Regions from separate parts of the Homo sapiens genome. Here all the other regions are linked to region 3. The links are chromatin contacts, found by Hi-C or POLR2A ChIA-PET in ENCODE. All regions are on one chromosome and are shown on one strand. The core of a region is the stretch at or near the end of the contact, and the rest is flanking DNA. Distances in the headings are between cores, read along the strand shown.

Evidence for each region. A loop is a pair of places that touch in the nucleus more often than their neighbours do. ChIA-PET counts read pairs that join two places held with the same protein, here RNA polymerase II (POLR2A). Pooled maps may share reads with other maps.
Region 1: a pooled map shows a loop between it and region 3 (4-fold over the local background). The contact joins two enhancer-like sites. A Hi-C loop is called at or near these places in 3 of 50 pooled maps. POLR2A ChIA-PET finds 5 or more read pairs at or near these places in 2 of 52 experiments (HEK293 and K562).
Region 2: a pooled map shows a loop between it and region 3 (4-fold over the local background). The contact joins two enhancer-like sites. A Hi-C loop is called at or near these places in 1 of 37 single-sample maps with no recorded cell type and 2 of 50 pooled maps. POLR2A ChIA-PET finds 5 or more read pairs at or near these places in 3 of 52 experiments (B cell, activated naive CD4-positive, alpha-beta T cell and naive thymus-derived CD4-positive, alpha-beta T cell).

What each region holds. Positions count from the first base shown.
Region 1 is chr19:6,526,187-6,529,404 of GRCh38, forward strand. No RefSeq gene overlaps it. Among named protein-coding and RNA genes, the nearest start is that of TNFSF9, 3.2 kb to the right of the region's middle. RefSeq lists enhancers at 1,828-2,057, 2,488-2,747. Within about 2 kb of position 1,730, at least 2 of the 41 ENCODE cell types and tissues checked have a DNase peak (open chromatin) inside an H3K27ac peak, as active enhancers do.
Region 2 is chr19:5,826,533-5,829,509 of GRCh38, forward strand. NRTN (neurturin) reads left to right here. Exons shown (of 3, transcript NM_004558.5): 3 at 1,217-1,792. The coding sequence ends at 1,641. Among named protein-coding and RNA genes, the nearest start is that of FUT6, 12 kb to the right of the region's middle. RefSeq lists silencers at 166-460, 1,259-1,328, 1,499-1,828, 2,529-2,578 and an enhancer at 1,203-1,891. Within about 2 kb of position 1,624, at least 30 of the 41 ENCODE cell types and tissues checked have a DNase peak (open chromatin) inside an H3K27ac peak, as active enhancers do; they include B cell, where a contact is called at or near this core.
Region 3 is chr19:6,086,311-6,089,489 of GRCh38, forward strand. All of the region lies in intron 1 of RFX2 (regulatory factor X2), which reads right to left. Among named protein-coding and RNA genes, the nearest start is that of RFX2, 23 kb to the right of the region's middle. RefSeq lists enhancers at 470-971, 893-962, 972-1,471. Within about 2 kb of position 1,706, at least 33 of the 41 ENCODE cell types and tissues checked have a DNase peak (open chromatin) inside an H3K27ac peak, as active enhancers do; they include B cell, where a contact is called at or near this core.

The sequences.
Region 1 (3,218 bases), core at 480-2,979, 440 kb after region 3:
TGCAATCTCCGCCTCCTGGGTTCCAGCGATTCTCCTGCTTCAGCCTCCCGAGTGGCTGGGACTACAGTGCGCACCACCACGCCCATGTAATTTTTTGTATTTTTAGTAGAGACGGGTTTCACCATGTTGGCCAGGATGGTCTCGATCTCTTGACCTTGTGATCCACCTGCCTTGGCCTCCCAAAGTGCTGGGATTACAGGTTTGAGCCACCGCCCCGGCCATTCCTTTCTCTTAAGGGAAAAAAAAAAAAAAAAAAAAAAGGCTGCACGCCGTGGCTCACACCTGTAATCCCAGTACTTTCGGAGGCCAGGGCAGGAGGACCCATTCAGCCCAGGAGTTAGAGACCAGCCAGGGCAACATGGAGAGACTCCGTCTCAATTAACATATAAAATAAAATATCCTGTGTGCATTCACTTAGGAAAAAATGCAATAAAATAAAATAAAAAATAAGAATGAAAAAGGACCTGGCGACTCAGCAGCCCACCGAGGTAGCTCACGCCTATAATCCCAGCACTTTGTGAGGTCGAGATGAGCGGATCACTTGAGCCAAGGAGGTGGACTGGGCAATATGGTGAAACCCCATCTCTTCAAATAATACTAAATTAGCTGAGCATTGTGGTGCGCACCTATAGTCCTAGCTACTGGGGAAGCTGAGGTGAGAGGATTGCTTGAGCCTGGCGGTTGAGGTTGCTGTAAGCTGTCATTACCCACTGCACTCCAGCCTCGGTGACAGTGTGAAATCCTGCCTCAAAAAAATAAAAATTACTTAGAAAGGGCCAGGTGAGGTGGCTCATACCTGTAGTCCCAGCACTTTGGGGAGTCTGAGGTGGGAGAGTCACTTAAGCCCAGGAGTTTGAGGTTGCAATGAACCACGATGACACCACTGCACTCCAGCCTGGGCAACAGAGTGAGATGCTGTCTATTTTTTTTTTTTTTGAGACGGAGTCTTGCTCTGTCACCCAGGCTGGAGTGCAGTGGTACAATCTTGGCTCACTGTGACCTCCACCTCCCAGATTCAAGTGATCCTCCCGCCTCAGCCTCCCAAGTAGCTGGAACTACAAGCTAGTGCCACCATGCCCAGCTAATTTTTGTAGTTTTTTTTTTTTTAGTAGAGACAGGGCTTCACCATGTTGCCCAGGCTGGTTTTGAACTCCTGAACTTAAGTGATCCACCCGCCTCAGCCTCCCAAAGTGCTGGGATTACAGACGTGAGCCACCATGCTGGGCTGAGAACCTATCTTAAAACAAAAAATTGCTTCTCTGATTCTCTCTTATGGAAAGTGGAGAGGAGTTGGTGTCCCTTCTGCAATTTTTTTTTTTTTTTGAGATAGAGTCTCACTTTGTCACCCAGGCTGGAGTGCAGTGGCACGATCTCGGCTCACTGCAACCTCCGCCTCCCGGGTTCAAGGATTCTCTTGCCTCAACCTCCCGAGTAACTGGGATTATAGGCATCTGCCATCACGCCTGGCTAATTTTAGTATTTTTAGTAGAGATGGGGTTCACCATGTTAGTCAGGCTGGTCTTGAACTCCTGACCTCAGGTGATCCACCTGCCTCAGCCTCCCAGAGTGCTGGGATTACAGGCGTGAGCCACTGCGCCCGGCCTTCTTCTGCAAATTTATCTATGGCAAACTTCTGTATTTTAGCCGCCATCCACCACATTATTCATAGTTGAGGGGATTCACCAACGAGTAGGTCTTAGGGGTGGTGGAAATCTAAGGAAACTCACCTTTCCGTTCTGCTGGCTTGTAATTTTTTTTTTTTGGTTTACGAACAATTGCTCAAGTGTGACTACAGTGAAGTTTCAGGAGACAGTGAAAACAGAGGCTGGTTCAGTTTGTCATCTTGACCCGGAAGGGATGGTGTAAAGGGAGACATGAGTGGTGAGAAAGTGTCTGGCAGTTGCGGTTCTGGGGAAAGAATGTTCCAGGCCGAGGAATAGCAGATGCGAAGGAAAAACGTGGGCACAAGTGGCATTCTCAAACTTGCGGGGCCGTCGGAATCTTCTGGAGGACACCCCCTCTGAGAGTTTCCGGAGGTTTAGGCGGGGTGCTAGAATTTGCATAGCTAATTGATAGTGGCCCTGTTGCTGGGTCGGGCCTCACACGTGGAGTACCCAAACCGTATATAGGAAGTGTTTAGCATTTGGTAATGCTCCTTCAACACTAGCCAGTAACATTACTGTTTTCTCTGCAATCCCCCAGGGAGGCCCAATACAGGATCAGACACAGTGCTGACCTGGAAGATACTTGTTCTGTTGAATGAGAAGTCTACCTTATGACTGGGCACGGTAACGCATGACTGGCATCACAGTGCTGAGAGGCCAAGACAGGAGCATTGCTTGAGTCCAGGAGTTTGAGACCAGCTGAGCAACATAGCAAGACCCTGTCTCTATAAAAAGTAAAAAATTAAAAAAAAAAATTGGTAGGCATGGTGGTATGTGCCTGTAGTTCCAGCTATTCAGGAGTCTAAGACAGGAGGATGGCTTGAACCCAGGATTGGAGGCTGCAGTGGGCTATGATCGTGCCACTGCACTCCAGCTTGGGCGACAGAGCAAGACCTTGTATCTGAAAGCAAAACAAAAGTCCCTTTATTTTATGGGCTGTTGACTTCTGCTAGCAGAGGGATGAAAGGCGTGGTCTACCCTCCCATCTCCCATGGGGCTGGGAGATGGGAAGGGAGTTGGCCATTGTGGACCCACACTGGTCTGGGCAGACCAGGACTTCAACACCAGCCAAGGGCTTTCCCCGGGTCACGTCCCTCTCCATCTGGGAGTGCTTCCTCTTTTGGGGCCAAGTTTTCACCGCTTCTTGGCCCATCCTCCCAGCCCCGGATTGGCCGCCTCCAGCAGGCCAGAGCAGATGGGAAATGTGTTTCCTCCAACTCGCTCAACACTGTCCCTTTCTTGCAAGGGGAATTTCTCCACCTGGACTCTCCGAGCTTCTGCTTGTAGGGTCCCGAGGGGCTCCTGCCGGGAACCATCCAGTGGGTGGGTGGGGGCAGGCCAGGGAAGGCCCAGGGGTCCCGGGGAAGGTGGCCAGGAGGGCTGAGCATGACACTCAGGGTTCCACTGGGGGGTTGGGGATCAGGGGGCAGATGCTCCAGGAGTGAGGGTGGTTGAGGCTTGGCTGAAGCCTGACCCTTCTTAGGAAGTGCTGGATGTGGGGGAACCCGGGGGAGTCCTAGTGATGGGGGGCTAGGGGGTGCTGAGAGGAGGGGA
Region 2 (2,977 bases), core at 374-2,873, 260 kb before region 3:
GGAGACAGACAGCCCCTCCTTCCCCAGGGCCACCCAGAGGCTCATTCTTTTGACAGCCAGGTGCACCAGCCCGGGGGGCAGGTGGGGACTAAAGATTTCCTCTCCCAACCACAAGCGTGACTGCCACCTGCTCTGGGGCTGGGAGTCCCCTGCCTGCAGGTCCGCCAGCAGCGCTGCCTGTCATTCCAGCGTCTGCAGTTCTCTCCCGGGGCTTCCGAGTTTGGGGGTGGAGCCACCGCTTGGGTAATAAATTTAGGCTGCCAGGCCCTGGGAATCGGTGACTTGGGCACCTCCTGGCGAGTGTGGGAGAAAGCGGCTGGACCTGGGCCAAACTTGGGTGAACGATGAAGGCAGGAAGAATGACCTTTAAGCCCGCCTCTGTCGCTCTCTCTCGGCCACCTGCTAATGATGTGACCTTGGGATGGTCCGTTTTGTCACCTGTCACATGGGGGTGGCCTTGACAGTAGCTGCTGCCACTCCATGGAGTGGGGTCCCCACACAGGCTTCGGATGCAGTAGGCTGCGGTACCTGCTGCTCCTCTGCATTCTGAGAAACCCAAACACCCCGATTCATTTCTTGGATAGGGAAACTGAGGCTCCACTGCACAGCGGGGCAGTGGGGATGGAGGGAGTCTGAAAAGCCCGGGGCCTCAGAGCAGACGTCGGGGCCTGAAGAGGGGGCTCTAGAGACCTATGACAACCTCACTAAAGAGGGATAGGGCATGGGAAGCAGCCCCCCAGTGCTGCCCAGAGAGGATGCACCAGTGTCCTGGGGCAGCCCAGCATAGGGGCGGGGTCCAGATAGATTTGCGATGGAGGACGAGGAGAATGGAGCAGCAATGGGGTGAGAGAGGGGCCCAGAGGAGGTGAGTTAGAGACCCCGGTCAGCTCAGCTCAAGGTGAGACGGGCTGGAAAGCGGCCCAGAAAGGATGGACCAGGTTCTGGGCAGCCAATATAGGCTCAGGGTTCAGAAAGGGGTTTTGGACCAGCGTAGGGGTGTGAGTGTGTACGTGCCCCCCAGTGCCGCCCAGAGAGGGTGCATGAGCAGCTCAGCAAGAGGGTGGGGAAATTTGGGACCTGGGAGTGAGACGAGAAGCCGTCTAGGCCTGGCGTCCCAGCAAGGGTCTTCGTTTGCAGGGGTACAGAGAGGGTAGGGGGCTCCCTCCCACCCCCTGCACCCACTGACCCCCCCTCCTTTCTCTTCCTCCCCTCGCAGACCGTGCACTCCTGCAGGGGGCCCCGGATGCGATGGAGCTGCGCGAGCTGACGCCCTGGGCTGGGCGGCCCCCAGGTCCGCGCCGTCGGGCGGGGCCCCGGCGGCGGCGCGCGCGTGCGCGGTTGGGGGCGCGGCCTTGCGGGCTGCGCGAGCTGGAGGTGCGCGTGAGCGAGCTGGGCCTGGGCTACGCGTCCGACGAGACGGTGCTGTTCCGCTACTGCGCAGGCGCCTGCGAGGCTGCCGCGCGCGTCTACGACCTCGGGCTGCGACGACTGCGCCAGCGGCGGCGCCTGCGGCGGGAGCGGGTGCGCGCGCAGCCCTGCTGCCGCCCGACGGCCTACGAGGACGAGGTGTCCTTCCTGGACGCGCACAGCCGCTACCACACGGTGCACGAGCTGTCGGCGCGCGAGTGCGCCTGCGTGTGACCCTACCTCACTCGGCCGGCGCGGCGGCCACTCCCCCCGCCTCGACGGCACCACTGGCCGGCCCCGCGAAAGACTGCGCGTGCGTAGAGCACGCCGGCGCGGCCCCGGGACTCTCGCGATAACTGTACTGAGATAAAGTGTGGCAACTCGAGCTGGCTGGTGATTCATCCTCGGCGAGGGGCTCGCGTGTGGGCCACGTCGCCGTCTCCACCGGGAAAGCGGGGACCAGTGGGGGGGGCCCAGCTGCAGGGTAGTGGGAGGATGCTGTTTGCTTTGGGGGAAGGGTAGATGCAAAGTGGGTCCAGTTTATGGCGGACAAAAAGGAAAATGGGGTGAATGGGGCTATGTTGGCAGGGACCGTCCTTCCTGCCTCCCTACGGGTCCCTCTGCCCGTCCCGAGCGTGTTCCGGTCCGCACCTCTTCGCTGTGTGGGCTTCTGGGGAGGGGAAAGGGAAGCTACGCTCGGATGAAGAGACCGAGGTCTAGGTGGACCCCGTTTCCCCAGCTTGTTCCCTTCCGCACCTCTCCGCGGTGCGGGCTTCTGGGATGAAGACACTGAAGTCTAGGTGGGCCCAGTTTCCCCAGATTGTCGCTGACTGCACCTCTCGCTTCTGGGATGAAGAGACTGAGGTCTAGGTGGACCCAGTTTCCCCAGCTTGTTCCTGACTGCACCTCTCTGCTGTGTGGACTTCTGGAGAGGGGGAAAGGGGGAGACACTGTGGGTGAGGAGCCTGAGATCCAGGTGGAATCAGTTCCCCAGCGTCTCCCTGTCCGCACTGATCCCGCTATGTGGGTTTCTAGGAAGGGGGAGCCACTCTGGGGGTGAGGAGAGTGAGGTCCAGGTGGACCTGGGCCTCCCTTATCCGACGGCCTCCTCGGGCCGGTCTTCGCCCACCAGGGTGAGCTGAAAGCCACTATCTCCTTCCACCAGCTACTAAAAATACCCGCACGCTGCCCACCTCCCGGCGGGGAGAGGCCTGGGGCGGGCGCCAGCCCCATCCAGCCCGAAGCCGGCGCCTGCTGGTGTAGAGCTGGGTCCCCAGAGACCTGGGTCCTCGGCCCATAAAAGCCCTGGCCGGGCCTCCACGGGGGGGATTTACGACGAGCCCCTGCGGAGTATGGAAAAAGCCCGGCTCGGTGTTTAGATTTCCCCACGGTGTCACCTTGATGCTTGGCAGGCCTCGGGTGTTGGGTTGCCAGAGCGCGGGAGGGGTCGGCGGGTCCCACGGTCGGTCTGAGGGGCGGGGAAGGGGCGGGCACTGCGAGCCCAGAGCAGGCACCGGCGAGGCGAGACTCCTCCCCTCCTGCCCCTCAGACTGGGGGTTCCCAAGGCTAC
Region 3 (3,179 bases), core at 456-2,955:
CACAGAGTGATACTTACAGAAACCTAGACGCTACAACCTACGTAGCACACCTGGGCTGTATGGTATAACCTATTGCTCCCAGGCTACAAACCTGTCTAGCATGTGACTGCAGTGAACAGTGCAGGCAATTGTAACACAGTGGTAAGTATTTGTATCTCCAAACATGGCTAAGCATAGAAAAGGTACAGGAAAAATACAGCATTATAATCTTATGGGATCACTTGTATATGTGGTCTGCTGTTGACGGAAATGTTATGCATGGCATGACTGCATTATAAGCAAATAATTAAAGTTAAGTAATAACACACAAGAATCTAATCTTGCCGGAAAGGGCACTGTAAAAGTGAATTGCAAGAGAAGCTCACAGGAATTAGATGACTTCTGTGTCTCCCCTTTGACAGTAATGGATGCATCCACGCACACGGCTCATTCCTGTTTTCAGTGATGCGCTTCCTTACTATTATTTGCAAAGGGAATTTGTCTGTTCTGACCACACAACTCTACAGAGATACAAACATCACATGGGCACCTCTGCCTTTTCTGTTTACTACTAACGTAGATTGTCATGTAATTTTTGCCCTTCCATGCCTGTTCTTCTGAGGAGAAATTCCCAGTGTTGAGCAGATTTTGAAAGAGATCCAGACTGATGAAAGATTAAAAACCACTGGGCTACAGCAGTATGTCTTTTTTTTTTTAATCTTTTAAAACTTAAATTCACAAATTTGAGGACTCCAATTCAGACGAGCTTCGTTGTATAAACCAGGCAGATCTGTGGTCTTTAGAAGAAAGTGACAGAATCAGTTCACTTCCTGGGTGGGGACTGAGCACAGGCAGATGGTCGCAGCGGGTCAGAAGCCACAAGCTGCAGAGACAGACTCATGATAGACAGGGCGACAGGCATAACCTTCACAGGGGCGAAGCGAGACGCACACCCGTCTCCAGCAGGGAGCCACAGTCCACAGGTGGCTACTCCTCCCTCCCACTGCCCTGTATTTAGGAATTCAAACAGCCTGGGAAGGGACTGTGCTGATAATTGGCTCTGCTTTCAAAGAACACTTAGGAGATAATTAACCCACAGTCCACCAAGCCCAGGAATTGAGGATCGAGGATCAGAGGAAGCCCAGGAGGGAGATGCCTGCCAGAGGCGAGTAAAGGGACTTAGAGAGAAGTGCAGTTTTTTCTAGCATCCACCCATCCAACCCAAGGAAGCCCATCTGATTTACCACATCTAGCCAGTGACCTTGATCAGTTCCACAGCCAGGCATTAAGGCGAGTCCCCACTAACTTTCTCACCTCAGAGAAGCCCGATTCCAATTCTAGCCCCTCCCTGGACTCTGTCAGTAATTCCTAGCAATGCCTTCACTCTAAAAAATCCAGCTACAACAAAAGATTCAGATGCTGCAGAATTTATTTTGATTTGGAGGTTTCAGCTCCAAATCAAAGGGCTGATATCATGGAAATAGCTTTTTTGACAGCTAAACAGAAATTATTTTCCTTGATTAGCCATGGCACATTCGCCCTTCTTAGGTGGACAGCGTGTTTTGATACGAAGGTGATGGGTTACAGGTGCTGGGTTTCTCCACATGGGCAGTTTCTCCCCAGGAGTCTCACTCCTTACATCATCATCTAGAGCAGTAATTAATTTCAGAAACCACTCCTGGCTGCCATAAGCTGCACACCCACTTCCAGAACTGGCTTAACCCGCCAGGAAGCCACAGTCCTCAAGGGACAGTCACCCAGAGCTGCATGTTGGTGAGTCAGAGACGAGAACAAAGAGGAAGCAATGACCCCTGAACACAGAGCCCTTCCCAGCCCAGAGTGCTGCTCTAAGCCTAACCCAGGCTGGCCAGGGCCTGAAAGACAAAGAAGAATGCCACAGAGAAGGGCCAGGGCACTACAGCTTTTTTTTTTTTTTTTTTTTTTTTTGAGACGGAGTTTCACTTTTGTTGCCCAGGCTGGACAGCAGTGGCGTGATCTCGGCTCACTGCAACCTCCGCCTCCCGCGATTCTCCTGCCTCAGCCTCCTGAGTGGCTAGTATTACAGGCATGTGCCACCATGCCCCGCTAATTCTGTATTTTTAGTAGAGATGGGGTTTCTCCCTGTTGGTCAGACTGGTCTCGAACTCTCGACCTCAGGTGATCCACCCGCCTCAGCCTCCCAAAGTGCTGGGATTCCAGGCTTGAGTCACCATGCCAGCCCAGCATTTTTTTTTAAAGGCACAGTTCTCATAGGTATAAGAAGGCAACGAAATTCATCCTGCAAGATGGATGTAGCCAAAGACTCTTCTTTAATTACAACAAACTGGAGAAGATAACAAAGTAAATATTATTCCTCTCTCTCTTAGAGAAAGCAAAAATATGTTAAACACCATTGAAGAGCCTAAGGGGTTTTATAAACCTCAAAATCAGCATCACATTCATATACACATGAGTACTAGTCACATATAGCCAAGTAATGTGCGTTAGACCAGGGGGTGGCAAGCTTTTTTTGTAAAATGTGGAATAGTAAATATTTTAGGTTTTGCAGGTCAAGCGCTCGCTGTCAAGATGACTCAACCCCATCCATTGTAGGGTGAAATGACTGTGGCTGTGTGCCAATAAAACTTTATTTATGGTTCCAGTTTTAGTATATTTGCTGCTGAAGCAAGCACAATTTATGGACACTGAAATGTGAATTTCAGATAATTTTGTATGTCCTAAAATATTCTTCTTTTGATTTTTCCAACTACTTAAAAATGTAGGAAAAAAGCATTCTTAGTTCATGGGCTGTACAAAAACAGGCAGTGAGTTGGATTTAGCCCATGGGCTAGTTTGCCCACTCTGTATTAGACTCAGATGTTTGGACTCATGTCTTTAAAACAGAGCCTAAAATAACTCCAAATAAATAAAAGGGCAGGTATCAAATAGCCCATGTAATGACAAATAACCACGCTAGAAATCTGCGTCCAGCAGGTCAGGGACACTCTGGGGGTGAAGACCAACACTCCTGTCCTGTCTCCATCTCAGTGGCGGAGGATGTGGGGTTTTGGGCAGTCTCTGAAAAGGGAGTGTGCACGGGCAGGAGCTGGAGCAATGTCACAGGGAAGGGGGAGGCCAGCCCTCATGTCCTCTGGATTCTGACCCTGTGCTATGGTTGGAATGTTGTGTCCCCCCAAAACTCACATGTTGAAACCTAACCC